2 separate regions of the Homo sapiens genome follow, and region 2 is linked to region 1. The links are chromatin loops, found by intact Hi-C in ENCODE. Cell type or tissue: PC-3. All regions are shown on one strand. Links, peaks and the distances in the headings refer to the core of each region. The heading gives the core; the rest is flanking DNA.

The links. Peaks named below come from ENCODE experiments on the same cell type or tissue, not always from the same donor. Only the 100,000 strongest peaks of a DNase experiment are listed, where the experiment ranks them.
Region 2: it touches region 1 in a loop (14-fold over the local background); 1 of 110 quality-filtered maps calls a loop at or near these places.

The regions. Positions count from the first base shown.
Region 1 is chr20:15,492,645-15,501,220 of GRCh38, forward strand. It overlaps MACROD2 (mono-ADP ribosylhydrolase 2), which reads left to right. Exons shown (of 18, transcript NM_001351661.2): 8 at 7,130-7,203. Among named protein-coding and RNA genes, the nearest start is that of MACROD2-AS1, 570 kb to the left of the region's middle. In PC-3, for the core only: no CTCF peak of the experiment used is centred there; no DNase peak of the experiment used is centred there; H3K27ac peaks cover 1,121 bases.
Region 2 is chr20:15,699,626-15,708,201 of GRCh38, forward strand. The region is part of intron 8 of MACROD2 (mono-ADP ribosylhydrolase 2); the gene reads left to right. Among named protein-coding and RNA genes, the nearest start is that of MACROD2-AS1, 770 kb to the left of the region's middle. In PC-3, for the core only: no CTCF peak of the experiment used is centred there; a DNase peak (open chromatin) is centred at 3,786; H3K27ac peaks cover 2,481 bases.

The DNA of each region.
Region 1 (8,576 bases), core at 1,774-6,773:
GATACATCCTTCTCACTCAGGACAATCATAGGTTTCTATCAGTGCTGAAAGTCTCACGTTTGATAACTTCATAATATTTTTATTTTGAGGGTGTGCACGTGAATAAAAATAACACGGTGCCATGCTTTCCTCATTAAAGAGTTGGCAGGAATAGAGAGCTCAGAAGTGGATGTGAATTTCATGTGCAGAGTTCAAGGGAGTTTGATTTTTTTAAACTGCTGCTCCTAACTTCTGGATATTTATAACAATACAGTACCAATTTAGAGCTTTTAGTTACTTGGAAGGCTGGTTAGTATAGCAACTACTTTCTAAATAATATGCAGTCTACACAGGGATTTATGATTTCATAAAATTGCTGGTGTTTTATCACAGCTTTGGGCCCCATGCTCGGCTGGGTGGGGTGAGGATATGGATGAAAACCCTTTGAGGTTAAAACCACCACAAAATACATTTTTCAGCTGAAAATAAAATGATTGAGTGCATAAAGAATAGTTTTTAGATTTGTGAGTTTCGCCTGGACATTGGTCTCTAGAGCGCTGCCTTCTTACAAACTGCAAGAAAGGCAGTTAAAGCTGAGGTGAGACCTGGCAACAGATCTAGAAGGGGATGTTGACGGAAGCCCTGGGCAGACTCTGAATGGTGCATGGGGTTAAGGTTTTAAAGCCTGGCTTAAATATACCAAATTATTATTATACCAACATTATGTTCAATTTTATTTTAATTTTTTTCTAGTGAGAACCTCCTTGAAATGATTGATTTAAAGTATCACCATATGCCTTTCTATGATATGGTAATCTATAGCCCCAAATAGACTTTCATTTTAAAGTTTAAAACAAAAGCTAATCTGTTGCTTCTGACTCCAAAAAGGACAGTTTTACTGGCAGAGTAAGTCATGTCTATCTTTATTTTAGTGGAATATGCTAGAGTTCTAGTAAACATATTTGAATTTTATATCAGGTGAACAAAATTAGTTTCTACATGACAGCCTTTGGACAAAGTTAAAGATAATAGGGAAATATCAATAACAGTAAAAAATAAAAAGTAAATAGAGAGGAAAATTGTCCCCAGCAAAGTGAAAACCAGATTTACTGTAGCTGCATTGGAACCATTCTGGGTTTTCAATAATTCCAACAAACATACAGTTTAGACATGGGGTAGAATCTTCAATGAGTCTTTATTGCTATGTCTTTCTGTAGTGAAATTTGATGAAAAGAAACATTGGCTTAATAACCAAGTGAAAGGAAAATGTCCACCTAATGAGTTATTTGATGTGCTATGGATGAAAACAACTGTAAATTCAACTTGCTGTTTCACTTCTGTCTCTTTTATTTAAATTGTCTTGATGGTCTGCTGACAGAATTGGTCCTTTCTTGGCTTAGGAACATCACTGCTTTGCAGCGAGAAGACAGGCAAATCATAAAACTTGTCTTGGCTTCTAGTTATAAAAAGTATTGACTAGCCTAAAGCTATCTTTAATAGCTTGAAATGTGGTCAAGAGAATTTAATTAGAAAGTACATCTCAACATGCTAAATAAATAGATCAGCAGAGATTATTAAAACACATCATTTTACACTTTCATATACTTCTGGTGGGAGTGTTATTGGCACAGCTGCTTTGGAAAACTGGCAGAATCTCCCAGAGTCAAGCATAACATGGAGTCCAGCAGCCCTTCCTCCTGGATATATACTCAACAGAAACACATGCTTATGTCCACCAAGACATGTATGAGAATGTTCATGGCAGCTTTATTCATATTAGTGTCAAACTGGGAATAGTCTAGTTGTTCATCAACACTCGACTGGATAAACAGATTGTGGAATATCCATACAATGGAATGCAACACTACAATGAAATAAGCTACTGTTATATGTAACACCATGGGTAAATCAGGCAGGCATAATTTTGAACAAAATATAGACAAAAAAGAACACACATTATATAATTCATATATGTGGAGTATAAAAACAGACAAAACTAACCTTTGATCATAGAAGTCAGAATAGTGGTTATTTTGAGGGCTGGGCATTGACTCAGGACAAGGCAGCTTTCTGGGGTATTAGAAGTATCTTATACCTTGAGCTGCATAATGGGGTGTGTGTGTGTGTGTGTGTGTGTGTGCGCGTGTGTGTGTGCGCGCGTGTGTGCAGTATATAAAATATTTGCAAGCACTTTCAATACAAAAGTAAATAAGAAAAAAATCATTTATTTATCGTATAAGTCAACTTTCACATTTACAACAAAAGTTAATTTTATGAATCTATGCTAATGAGTAGAAAACTAAGCTTTGGAATGCCAGTAGAAGCACAGAATCTGTGTGCACCTGGATACACACACATGCAACTCCCTGCATGCCTGACCCTAAATTATTCATGGCTTGTTCAGCCTCATTGACCCTCATACTTGGAAGAAATTTCCCATGTCATCTAATTCAGTGATTCATCTGAAGCTTGTCTGTAGCCTCCCCTCCGGGTGGCCATTCTACTTTTGTGAACAAAAGTCCCCTGGTGACCAGAATATGTTGTGATGTTCTGAGGAAGGCCTTTTTCTCTTGGAAGTCCATCCCTAGGCTAAAATCTGTCTTTGTCTATTCATTGGTCTTATTTATAACCCCGGAGGTCTTGTAGTTAAGTGGAGAAAGAATTGTCCTGTTGCTGTTTATCCTGAACATCATGCTTTACCTTGTATATCCATGTCCACTGAAAGCAGGCATATTATCAGGGATATTCATCTTGATATTTTTCTCCCCTTTTAATTAATCACAAAACATCTTCCTATGAGGAACTAGATTTTCACATAAATCTCTATATTTTTCCCCAGGGATGAAAAGGGATATTCTGAATATAACAATCTGTTGAGTACCTTCTCAGCATCCCTTCCTCCTCCCCATACTCTAAGGCTAAACACCCCTGTGCTCCCAGGAGTGAGCCTTTTCCTGTTGTCAATATGTACAAAGATCCACAAGTCTGTAATCCAGTCAGTCATTCAACACCTAGTTATTGATCATTCTCTATGTGCCAGCAATGTTTTAGGTATCCAGTGATAAGCAAAGACAGATGTGTTATCTGCCTCCCAGGGTTTTCACTCTATTAAGGTTATTAATCACATATTTACATAAATAAATGCAGAACTGCAACTGTGATGGGTCTGTGAGGTAAAGGTACATGGTATTATGAAAACACAACATAGGGAGTCATCAGTGTCAGAGAAGCCTTTCCTGAAGAAGTGATCACCTGGCAGAGGACAAATAAAATGGATATACACTAGGAAAAAAGGAGGAGAAATGTCATTTCAGAAAGAGGAAAGAGCATGAGCAAGGCCTTATGACAGGAAGGCAAAATAAAAATACCACATTCAAAGACCAGAAAGAAGGCCAGTGTCGTTGCAGTGGAGGAAACAAAGAGCAATGCAACATGAGATGAGACTAGAGAGACAAGAAAGGGCCAGCTTATTCAGGGGAGAAATGTTGCCACTAACTTGGGGAGTGGCTTGAAGCTAGAGTCGGCTTCAAATGATTGTGATGCTTGTGATGCTTGTGAAAGAGTATTCCTTGGAAAGTAGCTGAGCAAACAAACTAACGAGAAAACAAGTTTTGAGAGAGCTGTTTAAATCAGTAACTTTGAATCGGGAATGTTGCATCAAGGTCCAGGGCACGATCCATGGAGGAAGTTGTTGTGGAAGATGAGCGGGTCAATGGACTGGCTAAGCGCGGGGTGGGTCACTCTTGTGGATGTTGAAATCACGTGGGGTTACAGCAAACCTTGAGGTTAAGATGAAAACCATAACTCAATGCCAGATGCTCTGATGAATATGAGAGAGTGACCAGGAGGTCACAAATAATTGAGAACTGACCATAGTTGCCATGGTTCTATGACAACTTGTATAATTTCTCTGTGGGGAATTATGTCTTCTAAAGGTGAATGTTAATACTGATGGTCATTGCAACTGAGTGTGATTGCAGTATTTATTCGTTTTTTATAGCCCTATAATTTTATGATGTAAGTACTTATTCAACATACCTAACATTTGGAGAAGAATTTTATGAGATGAGAATAAATAAGAGAAGACTGAGAAATAAATCTAGAAAGGCCCCCTGGGGTCATTGGAATGTGTAACACAAAGCTAAGGTGCCTGTGTTTATTCTGTGTTGGAGAGTCAACAAAGGCTGCCTCTGTTTTGTGTAAGGTTGAGGTGTAATGCTAACTATGCCTATGCCTAGGAAGAATCACTTGAAAGTGGCTTGCAGGATAGATTGGAGAAGGGAAGGAAGACCAAAGGAGCACAGCTGTCAACTACAGTTGTCTGGGTGAGGGCCGATCAGACCTTGAATGAAATCAATGGGAAAGGGAGGAAAGGAAGGGGCGGTGGAAAATAGTTCAGAGGGACAATGCCTTTAGGACTTGGTTACCAACAGGGGAGTCCGTCAAACATGGCGGTAACTAGGAGAGAGGTAAAGCCATAGACAGAAACCAGAAAGCCAGGGATGACATTTGTTTTAGGTAGGAGCATGTATTGCATTGCTGGTGCTGAAGTGTATTAAAGGGAAGTATCCAGGCGATTATAAATCTAGATGTTAAATTCAGGGCAGAGATGGACTGAAAAGGCCTCCTATGGTTAATCCCCTAACAGGAAATGCCCATCCTGGCCTCCTTCTCCTTCTTTTTTTTTGAGACAGAGTCTTGCTCTGTTGCCCAGGCTGGAGTGCAGTGGCATAATCTTGGCTCACTGCAACCTCTGCCTCGCAGGTTCAAGCAATTCCCTGCCTCAGCCTCCCAAGTAGCTGGCATTACAGGTGCCCGCCACCACGTTTGGCTAAGTTTTGTATTTTTAGTAGAGATGGGGTTTCAGCATCTTGGCCAGGCTGGTCTTGAGCTCCTGACCTCGTGATCCTCCCACCTCGGCCCTTCAAAGTGCTGGAGTTACAGGCGTGAGCCACCGCACCTGGCCGCCTCCTTCTCCTTCTTTGCAGCTCACCCGTACTCTCATTCTGCTTTTCTCTCCCGTTCATTTTTCCTAACCTTTCCCATTGATTCCTCGGGACTCACAGCTTATTTCTGAGAATAATGTCTCCTTGGTTCCCCATTTTACAGCCCTCTTCCTCAAATATTCTATTATTTCCTGCAAGCCTCACACTTCTTTCTAACTTAGTCCTCTTTATCTGTGTCCACATACCCCTAATACACTTGTCATGCTGCATTTTGTTTGCCTCTTTACTTGTCTATTTCCTCCCCTAGACTTTGGGCTTTTAGAGGACAGGGACTCATTAAAAGTATGACATAGCTACTCGTGTGGGGTTCAGTAATACTTTTTAAATAAATTAACTGACAATTAACTTTAAAGAAAATTTAAGAGTTTTACATTTTGGTGCATTCATTTAAAGAAAACGAATAGGATTAAACAATTCATAACAAATGCACAATCCCAAATGTGGTAGACATTGCAAAGGTTCAAGAACTTACGCACATTTTCTGTATAACAGTCATTGTCTCTAAGAAAAATTAAGCTTGGCTCTGATTTGTTTTGTCCCCTTTCTTAATGAACTCTCTAGCAAAGCCTGTAGAAACCTAATCAGGAAAGCAACACATATTCTTGGAAATGGGGACAATATCTGTCTTTTTCTTGTCCTCTCACTCATTTTTTTTCTGAAGACGTACTGAGATCTGAACCATCAGTTTGAACTACTAGAATACATATTTGCCCTCCAATAAAACTGGGTCTTTTAAGTCTTGGTTCTCTCCATTTCCGCAACGTCTCTCTCTTTCTGCGTCTGTATGGAAAATGTTCCAGGAGACTCTGGACCAGAAGATATCCTCATAGACAAGCCGTATAAGGAAAAAAAGAGGGCTGAGTTTAGGATGCTGGGAATGGCACACATTTAATGAATGCCGCTAGAAAGAAGCCAGGAAAGAATTGGTCAAACAGGAAGAATAAGACGTGGAAGAAGGCAGGGTTGAAAAATTCAGGAGAAGAAGTCACACATTCATCAAGACAGAAGTAGATTAATGGTTACCAGGGGCTTTGGGTGACAGATTGGGGAGTGACCGTTAATGGGTACAGATTTTTGTTTTGGGATGATAAAAATATTCTGGAATTAGTGATGATGGCAAGACTTTAAAAACATGGTACAAACCACTGAATTGTAAACTTTAAAACAATAAGTAATAAAGTTTAAAAAATAAAAATTCTGTGAGAGGAGAATAAAACATAAAAAAACTAGTCAAACACATCTAACACTAGAGAGCTTGAAGATAAATTGAAAGGTGATGGGATTTGGTGATTAGGAAGGCAGTGGTGAGCTCAAAGAGCGTAGTTTCAGTAGCATAGTTACTCCTATCTCTTCTGCTTCCTGCTCTGTAAATATATACATTGATAAGGTTATTCCTTCACATACCATCACTATTGGCAGAATGTTTGATGACTCTGCAGGTCCAGGAATGTGTTTGGTTTAGATCAGCTATGGTGACATTCTGAATGTGTTTTGGAGACTCTGAGCATGTACGCTTCTGCTCTTTGGGACAAAGCATAAGTCTGTCATTCTTGCTGCCCTTCTAAAACCAAACCTATGCAACAAGACCTGATTATCTCATGCTGTCTCAATTCCAAGCATCACCTCTGATGGCCCCAAGTGAAACAGGAAATACCCTCTTTGAATTCTGACAATAAGTTTCTGTGGTATGTTTCATTGGTGGAGTTCTGCTGGCCTTGTGACTGGCAGAACTGACCCTGGACTAACTGCATGTTTTCTCTGAGACACATGTACTTTTTTTTTAAGCTGAGGATAATAAACTTTAATCTGAGCACTTCTTACAAGAAAATAATATGAAAGTATATTGTAATCTATTATGCATATGTAAATATGTTTTTAATTGATATTGTTATAAGATTAGAGACACAATTAAATTATTTATTGTCTTTTTGTTTTTTAAACTCTGTACTGGTGTAGGACCAGCCTTCTTAATGCCTGTGTGTAGGATCACAGGCTTCATATCCATGTACATCTTACTGAGGCCTGTACTTATTGGTTGAACTGAATGTTGTTTAAATGAGAAAACTCCAGTATCATAGCGTGATTAGCCTCCCTTTTGCCTTCATCTTTCGTTGTTCATTTGTTTTTTCCTGCTCTTCATCTAGGCTTTCCCAACGAGCCTGCTGCAGTCATTGCCCTCAACACCATTAAGGAATGGCTTGCCAAGAATCACCATGAGGTAGGAGGAACGACATAATCAGTGAACATCCAAGATGATGTAATTTGATGCTCAGTTCCCCCCAAAAAAGCACATAAATTTTATAAATATCAACTACACCTAGTCATTGAGCCAAACCTAGCTGACCATTCTTCACTTGGGTTACATGAGTAATTAAATGTTTTTTGGTAATTGATAGAATGCAGCAACTCTATTGATCTATCTGGTGAAGTGACCAGATTCATTTAGCCATAATCTAATTTTTTTACATTGGTGGATAGTATGGGTTATATGTGTGAAAAAGAGAAGGGGATGGATTTCATTAAGAATAAGGAGTTTTCCTATGCTATTTTCCTTAAAGCTAAGTTATCTTTGTTGACTTGAGGTTCCTGGTGTACAGTAATTGTCTGGTATCTGTGTTCTTTGGATTTATAACTAATCACTTCCCTAAAGTCACTTCTGAGTGTGAGATTGAAGTGGGCTTGTATAATTGATCACAAAATCGTTATGAGCGGGATTTCTTATGAAACTAAATACCTTCATCAGAGTATTCATCATCCTCCTATTCTGCTTACTTAATAAGATCTTTGTGATACGTTTAGTGATGAATAGGGGAATTACTCAAGTAAACAAAGCAGCAAAATAACTAGAGACCGTGGAGCGTTAAATTTCAGAGATTTGTCAGTTTACATATTGTAACAGCTAGGAGGTTTCAGGCAATGCACAGTCTTATGCATTTTTCTTCTGATTTTGTTTTTCTCCTCAGTTATTCACATAAGGGCTATAAAAATTGTGTTTCATTTTCTGATGGACCATGAATTTAGCTATTTTCCTTGGGTAGGAGATGAATTATTTGGAAATAATTAGATATGGAAACAGGTGACGGGGTTTTCAAATGAGAAAGCACTTGGTACTTTTGTGTGTTTGAAGAAACAGCAGTGTCATTTTCTAATTATTGTAATTTCGGCATTTGTTGACCACGTGGCCAAACCTATCCATTTGGGTGCTTACCCTTTATTTTCTTCTTACTTTGAAATGTATAAATATGGCAACTTCAATTTAAAGGATATCTTAAATCACCTAAAAGAAGCAGGAGAAAAACAAATAGCTAAAATAGCCAGCTTACAAAACATGTCTTTGACACATTTTATTTTCTTTTCACAACAACCTTATGAAATCTCTAGGGTAGGTATATGTTATCTTCATCTGCATTTGCCTTCAAAAGGTTAAATGACATACTCAAGATTGGAAAGTCACAGAGCCAAGAGACTAATCCAGCTCTCATAACTCACTGGACGTTCCTCATTGGAATGCCACCAAGGCCAGAAAGAGAAACTCAGTTCCTTTAAAAGCCAGTTATCTTCAATATATTGCTTGGTCATAGTAAATGTTCC
Region 2 (8,576 bases), core at 1,585-6,584, 210 kb after region 1:
TTCCAGGCGGAGGGTGAGACGGGCCTGAAAACTTGCCCAAGGCCATCCACCTCCCAGCTGCGAAAGAAAGGGCTTTAGTTCTTCCCTCCTCCACCTGTGACGTCTGCACTCCGGATTTGTGCCCTCCCCTGAGTTCTTGCCAGGAGGCTTCTCAGCTCATTCAAATTGTTACAAAGTTCGACTAGAGAATTCCTTCTCCCTGTGGAGTTTTACCCCCTGCTCCTCTGGCCATCCTTCCAATGGATCCTTGTGGTGCCAGGCAGGAATGGGCTGCTTGGGGACCTAGGAAGCCCCCAGGGCCTTTCTGCTGCTTCTTCTACCCTCCCCCACACCTTTACTCGACTCACTAACTTGACTCAGCTCCAGGTAAAGTCAGAAATTTCTGCAAACAGACCTTCAGCTTCTCCAGTGGGGGTGTGTGTTTGGGAGAGGAGGGTCTCCCTTTCTCAGTTCCGCAGTTGGGGCACTCAATATTTGGGGGTCTCTCGGGTCCTGCAGGAGCAGTCTGCTTCCTACAGAGGGTCTGTGAGTCCTTTCGGGATTGCTGGTTTGTTCTTGCAGTTCTGAAGCTAAAATTCACAATGCAAGCCTCTGCATGCTGCTCTGTCTAGAGCTGCAATCTGGTCTTGCCTCCCGTCTGACATGATCCCAGGAGCTCTCTGAGAGAGCAACCCAAAGGAGCTGAGAGAGATCCGGAGTCCCCGATGTGAGGGAGCATCAGGCTGCAAGGACGCGGCACTGGCGATGGTTTCGCAGGGGCATCTGTTCCCTTGGGGCGTGGAATCCCTGCTCTGCCGCTGCCCCAACTCGGCTCCGAAGTGCCTTTGCTGCAAGATTTCCTGAGCTTAGCAGTCTGCCCGTTTCTTTTCTTTCTTTCTCTTATTTTTCCCCCTGAATGTTTGGTTTCTCTGGCAAGCCCAAACACGTAAGATTATATGTGAGGCATATTTATTTACATAAAGATGCGTGTTTTTTCTTAACTCAGCATTTACATGTAGCTTGGCCAAGTTAATTAACTGTAGAAGACCTCAATTTTGTTGTCTTTTAAAACAAGGCAGCTGTATTAGATTAGTGGTTTTCAAAGTCCGTTAGATGGTAAAGTGCCTGCAAGCCATGGCCTGCTTTGTGGGATACCATGAAATATTAATACCCAGAGCTAGACTTAATAAGCACACGTATAATTTTGTGATCCCAAATACTATCTTATATATGATTGTAATAGAGACAAAAGTTAGCATGTATGGAGATATAAATCATTAATTCATTCATCTATCACATAAGTGTTATTGAGTGCCTACACAAATGTTTCTCAAACCAGCATTCACCACCTGGAGAACCTATTAAAATACAGATCACTGAGCCCCATTCAGCTGTTTAACCGACGATGCTCATGTTGGTTCAGCTGATCTGGGAACCAAATTTTGAGAACTGCTGACCTCCACTAGTCCAGCCCACGAATTGGCAAACTACAGCCCCTGAGCCAAATCTGGCCCTTTCTTCTTTTTGTAAGTTTCACTGGAGCACCTCACATTTATTTATGTATTGTCCATAGCAGCTTTTGTGCCACAATGGCAGAGTTTAGTAGTTGTGACAGAGACTATGGCCTGGAAACCTGCAATATTATCCGTGATTTTCCACACAAAAATCTGCATTCTGGGTTTTGTATGCAATAAGTCATGTACAAAAGTATGGAGCTGATGTCCTGATGGAGCTTACATTCTAACAGGGCACTAAAAATTTAGTGAGATTTAAAGAAAAGTTATAAGAGAACATCTTAATTGAGGTATTCTACTTTCAATTATTCGTAACCTTATTATTATATATTTACTTCTTTTAAGGATAACATCTTCATTCATATTTCTATAACTCTAGCGCATGTTCCAATGGCTTCAAGTTTGCATGATTAAAATATCTCTAAACTATTCTTTTCCTCTCAGTACTTTCTCCTTTCAGTGTATTCTAGGTAACATTTCCAGAGAAAATATCCTTAATATAGTTATGAATTGATGATTGCCTCCAGAATAAGGTTTTTTAAAAGTAATTTTGACTTTATTTTAGATTCAGGGCGTACATATGCAGGTTTGTTATGGGAGCATATTGGGTGATGCTGAGGTTTGGGGTGCAGATGGTCTCATCACCCAGGTAGTAAATAGTACCCAATAGGTAGTTTGTCAGGCTATGCCCCCTTCTCTTTCTCCCCAACCAGTAGTCCCTAGTGTCTATTATTCACATCTTTATATCCACGAGTACTCACTGTTTAGCTCCCACTTATAACTGAGAACATGTGGTATTTGGTTTCCTGTTCCTACATTAATTTGCTTATGATAATGGCCTCTAGCTGCATCCATGGTGCTGCAAAAGACATGGTTTTATTCTTTTTTATGGCTATGTAGTATTCCAGAGTGTATATGTACCACATTTCCTTTATCCAGTCTACCATTGATGGGCATCTAGGTTGATTCCATGTCTTCGCTATTGTGAACAATGGTGTGATGAACATACAAGTGCATGCATCTTTTTGGTAGAGTGATTTATTTTCCTTTAGGTATCTACCCCGTAATGGGATTGCTGGGTCAAATGGTATTTCTATTTTAAGTTCTTTGAGAAATCTCCAACTTGCTTTCCACAGTGGCTGAACTAATTTACATTCCCACAAGCTGTGTATAAGTATTCCCTTTTCTCTGCAACCATGCCAGCACTTGTTATTTTTTTAAGTTTTTGTTAATGGTCATTCTGACTTGTGTGAGATGATATTTCATTGTGGTTTTGATCAGCATTTCTCTGACGTTTAGTGATGATGAGTATTTTTTCATGTGTTTCTTGGCCACTTGTATGTCTTCTTTTGAGAAGAGTCTGTTCATATCCTTTGCCCATTTTTAAGGGATTTGTTGTTGTTGTTGCTGTTGTTGAATTGTTTAAGTTCTTATAGATTCTGGATATTAGACCTTTGTTGAATGCATAATTTGTGAATATTTTCTCCCATTCTGTAGGTTATCTGTTTACTCTGTTGATAGTTTCTTTTACTGTCAAGAGGCTTTTTAGTTTAATTAGATCCCACTTGTCAGTTTTTACTGTTGCTATCACTTTTGGGGACTTAGCCATAAATTCTTTGCCAAGGAAAATCAACGTTATTTTTCACAGAATTAGAAAAAACTATTCTAAAGTTCATATGGAACTGAAAAACAAAAAAAGAGCCAAAATAGACAAAGCAATCCTAAGCCAAAGAACAAAGCCAGAGGCTTTACGTTATCCAACTTCGAACTATACTATAAGGCCACAGTAACCTAAACATCATAGTATTGGTACAAAACAGACACATAGACTAATGGAACAGAATAGAGAACCCAGAAATAAAGCCACACACCTGCAATTAATTATCTGATCTTTGACAAAGTTGACAAAAATTAGCAATGGGGAAAGGACACCCTATTCAATAAACGGTGCTGGGATAGCTGGCTAGCTACATGCAGAGCATGAAACTGGACCTCTGCCTTTCACCAAATACAAAAATTAATCCAAGATTGATTAAAGATTTAAATGTAAGACCTCAAGCTATTAGAATTCTGCAAGAAAACCTAGGAGATACCCTTCTTGACAGAATAAAGATCTGTTCTAATTATTCCACATTGTGACACCAAACCATGACCACTACTATATCTTCCACCTGACATTTCCCACAGTCTCAGCTCTGCATGGACCTGCCCAGAATGGAGATAGCAATGGGCTTACCATGTTGACACAGCCTCTGTCACTTCCTATTTTCTCTCTGACTCAGGAAGGAGTCACTTCACTCTTGTAATTCTTCTGCCAGAACCCTGGAGGTATCTTAACTTACAACCCCCAGTCTATAAACTCTCCACTAAAGCCACACTGATTGACTCACCATCTTCCAAATAAACTTTATTGATTATTTGCTACTAATATGAGTTACTGATGACTAATAACAGATTATCTCAAAATTGTGTTCTTAACACAATAATAGATTTTCCTTTTTAAATCTTGTAGTTTCCGTGGGGCAGAGTCTGGGGAGTGGCTTATTTTGGTAGTTCTTGCTTTAGGGTGTTTCATGAAGTTGCACTTACAATGCTGATCTGGATTATTCATCTGAAGGCTCAGCTGGGTCTACAGGATCCTCATACAGTGAATGCACCGTTGAGCTGGCAAATTGGTGCTGGTATTGCTTTGGACCTCACCTCATGCCACGGAGGCTACTCCTCACAGAGCAAGTGAGGCAAGAAAAGAAAACATAAGCCACGATGTCTTATTTTGTAAATTTTTAAAATTTACTTTACAGTGTCTTTTAAGATATAGCCCCAGAAATCACACTCTATTATTTCAGCAATATTATATTTTTGACACAGATCAGTCTTAATTAAAGTGGTAATGACACAGGAGCATGAATACCAGGGGGTGAGAATGACTGACACCATCTTGGAGCCACACCATCCTAACCCCTCCTACTCTAGTCAGGGCTTTTGCCTTTGCTATTGTTTTCCTATTTGAAATGTTTGTTTGTTTATTTATTTATTTATTTATTTATTTAATTTCCTAAATCTAACCACCTTTTAATGCTCATTTCTGTTCCATCTTCCCCGTGACACCTTCTCTGAATCCTTTAGCCTGAAGAAATTGCATCTTCCATTGTTCTCCTGTGGTCTCATTATCAATATCACACATTTTAGCAGTTACTCACAGATAGGAAATAATTCCTGTTCACAAATAAAACATTCTGAGGAACTCAGTTCTTCCTATTCGAGGAAATCCTCCACTACTACTACAAAAACCTGCATAAGGCATTGAAAAAAAACCCTCCGTTAGAGATTGAGCTGTATTGTAGTACATAATATAGTATGAGTAATATTAATATGGTGTATTTGATAGATGTTAGAGATCAGTGTCTACCAGAGCAGTACTACTCAAACTTAAATATTTATATGAATCATGTAGGGACCTAGTTAAATGCAGATTGAGATTCTGTGGGTATAAGGTGGGGTTGAGATGCTGCCATTCTAACAAGCTCCCAGGTGATGCTGAGGCTCCTGGTCCATGGAACAACTTTTGAGTAGCAAGGTGCTAGAAGATGGACATAAAATGGACATAAAATAGAATAGGAGTTGAAAGTAGATGGAAAATAAAAGTAGTGAAGAGAATCATGGCTGTGTTCAATCAGTAGTACTGGCAAGGCATAAATATTTGAAGTCACGAATCACTCAAGTATTTCTTTATTGCTCTTTGGTACTGCCCATTATCTTTATACATGCATGTATGTTTTACCTCTTCCAGCCTTGATTATAGGCCCCTTTAGGATTGAAGGTGTTCCAGTCACCCATAGAGGTGAAATATAGTTCCCTTTCTGGAGTAGTTGCTCAATAAATGTGTACTGCTTGATTACTCTGCTGCTAATTCTCACGGTCATTTATTAATTTCTATTATTACTTCCCCAAGTTTTCTCCTTTCAAAATATTATAGGAAATTCAAAATACCTTTCTATTATAAATTGATGTGTTTTATTTACAGTTCCTTATGATATATAATACAATTCCTCATAAAAAAATAAAATTTTAGTTGGTCTAAATACCAGGTAAATTAACATGATCAAATTAATAGAAAAAGTATCATGCCCAGGTAACATGTCAGACCAATTAAATCAGTCTTTGAGAGAGGATTCAGGTATTGGTATTTTTTAAAGCCCCATGGGTGATTCCAGAGTGAAGCAAAAGTTGAGGATCACCAGTTTAATTATCATCCTACTATATTTTAAGATAGAATAATTATACTTTATTTTTTATTGTGCCCCAAAGCATTTTTTTTTTAAATGGAGTCTCACTCTGTCGCCCAGGCTGGAGGGCAATGGTGCGATCTCAGCTCACTGGAACCTCGGCCTCCTGGGTTCAAGCAGTTCTCCTGCCTCGGCCTCCCCAGTAGCTGGGATTATAGTCACCCTCCACCACGTCTGGTTAATTTTTGTATTTTTAGTAGAGATGGGTTTCACCATGTTGGCCAGGCTGGTCTTGAACTCCTAGCCTCAAATCTCAGCCTCCCAAAGTGCTGAGATTACAGGCACGAGCCATGGCACCCAGATCCAAAGCATCTTTTACAACATGTAATTTGGAAATATCAATGAAGACCAATTCAGAGAAAAATGTTTACCTTCCTTTTTTTTTCTTACAGGATGTAGCTGCTTCAATTTATAAATAAGTATAGATATGCTATAGTAATTTTTGAAATTCTATAGCAAACTAACTTTTCCATAAATGAATATGGTTTCTTAATTATCCCAAGCTTGTTAATGTAGGTTGTACTTTTTTTCTTTTAGCAAACACATCAGATCATTTTGCCAAATTATCCAAGTCATTTTAAAAACATAAAGATATTTTGCAAATATTTTATATCTGCCAGTCAAAGTCAGTCTTGGTCCTAAATAGGATGTTGTTACATGCCTGCCTTATAAATGTTAGCATCACGGAAAGCATTTTTGTTTAATTTAGAAATGTTTGAGCTCAGAGGAAATAAGGATACTTATCTCGTTTACTCAGCTTTAGTAACTGCAAAAGGCAGAATAAAGGTAGCTTGCTGGAGTTGCTAGAACCCACATACAGTCAGAATATATGACCTCTCCTTTAAGCTCTGCCTCTTACTAGCTGGGTGACCTTTGGCAAGTCTCTTAACTTCTGTTAGTCTCCATTGCTTCATTTGTAAAGTGAAAGGGTTGAAGTAGACGGCACATAAGATTCTTATACCTGGAAAGTGATGGGGTGAGGGACTACTAAGGTCCTTTGAGTGCTTCTTGGTTACGCACTGTGAGAAGTGATGGAAAATAATTCACACTCTCAAAAATTCCATGACTCTATAGGAGAATTTTCAAGTGAACAGGCACAAAGTCTCTAGATTGTTAAATTAAGCCTATGAAAAATGAAGGAACATAAAATAAAAAGAGAGTAATTGCATTGGTTCTGATTCTCTCATAGAAAAGGAATTTTACACGTCGTTAATTCCAATGCTTTGTATTACAGATGAGGAAACCGAATCCCAAAAAGTTCAAATAACTTTCTATTACTAACACATAAAATAGCACACTAATAGGGGATGAAAATTTATCCAGTTTAACAATCCAGTCCTTCATGTCAATCAAAAGCTTCTTTATCACCATCATAATTCAACATTTCATTCTGTATTGAGAAGGAGGTGGATCTAAGATTTATATTTATGATATTCATGATAATTCAGAGTTTCTGAAACTGACATCACAGGAAGATTTTCACAAGTGGGCCAGGATGTGATTCATGGGCCCTGATGTTACAAGTCCAGATTGGCAAACCAAGGGCTGCTATCAAAGGGACTAAGTTGGATGGCTTTCTGGATAAATATTTCTTTGTAGCTGGATTTACAAAGGTTATCAACCCTCCAGATAAAAAGTCATGGTTCTTCTATTGCCCTAAGAGTCATAGATAGTAAGTTACACAGTAACATATTCATTTTATGTATATACATACATACATATAGTCATGTATAGTAAATTACATGAAAACATCAGTGGTGCCATACACTCACCTGATCCTGGGTGACGGAAACGAGTATGAGGAATTTAAGTAGTCCTTCTCAAAGTCTTCCCCAGAGATCAATTAGCTCATCACCATTTTACCATGAGGGTATGCTCAGGGGAGATATGTAACTAAAGTCCTGATAACTTGTACCAGGTGACTGTAAATCATTCAGTATTCAGTTAGTCAACAAAATCAACAAATAATTATCATGCCTCTATAGTATACCAGGCACTTGCTGGGCACTGGGAATATGGTGATTAATAAATAAGACTGTCCATGCCCCCAGCTTCATATTCTAGTGGAAAGGGAAAGATATCAAAACATGTTTGCAAGGCTGGGCAAGGTGGCTCAGGCCTGTAATTCTACCACTTTGGGAGGCCAAGTCGGGCGGATTACTTGAGTTCAGGAATTTGAGACCAGCCTGGCCAACATGGGGAAACCCCGTCTCTACAAAAATACAAAAATTAGCTGAGCGTGGTGGCGGGTGCCTGTAGTCCGAGCTGTTTGGGAGGCTGAGGCAGGAGAATCACTTGAACCTGGGAGGCACAGAGTTTGCAGTGACCAGAGATTACGCCACTGCACTCCAGCCTGGGCAACAGAGTGAGACTCTGTCTCAACAATAACAAAAACAACAAATACTTACAAAACGTAAAAAAAAAAATCCCTTTAGATATTTATTAGTGTGATAAGAAAGATGAGAAAGCAAATGCCATAGAGAATAGAGGGTGAAGAGCAAAGGCTGCATGGTGTGAGTGGTCACCGAGTTCTTCTCTTAAAGGCAGTGATGCTTAAACTCAGTTGTGGAGAGGGACGCAGTGTCACCAAGTTCTGAGGGAAAAGTGTTTCAAGCAGAAGAAGCAGAAAATGCAGTGGTCCTGAGATGAGAATGAGGAGCTCTGCACTTCTGCCAGAAGAGGCATTGTAATAGTATTGGAGATTTGAAATCGTTATTTTACTCAGGCATTTATTAATTAATATATTATTTATTCATCAAAATACATGTTGAGACTACTGTATATCATGGCCTATTCA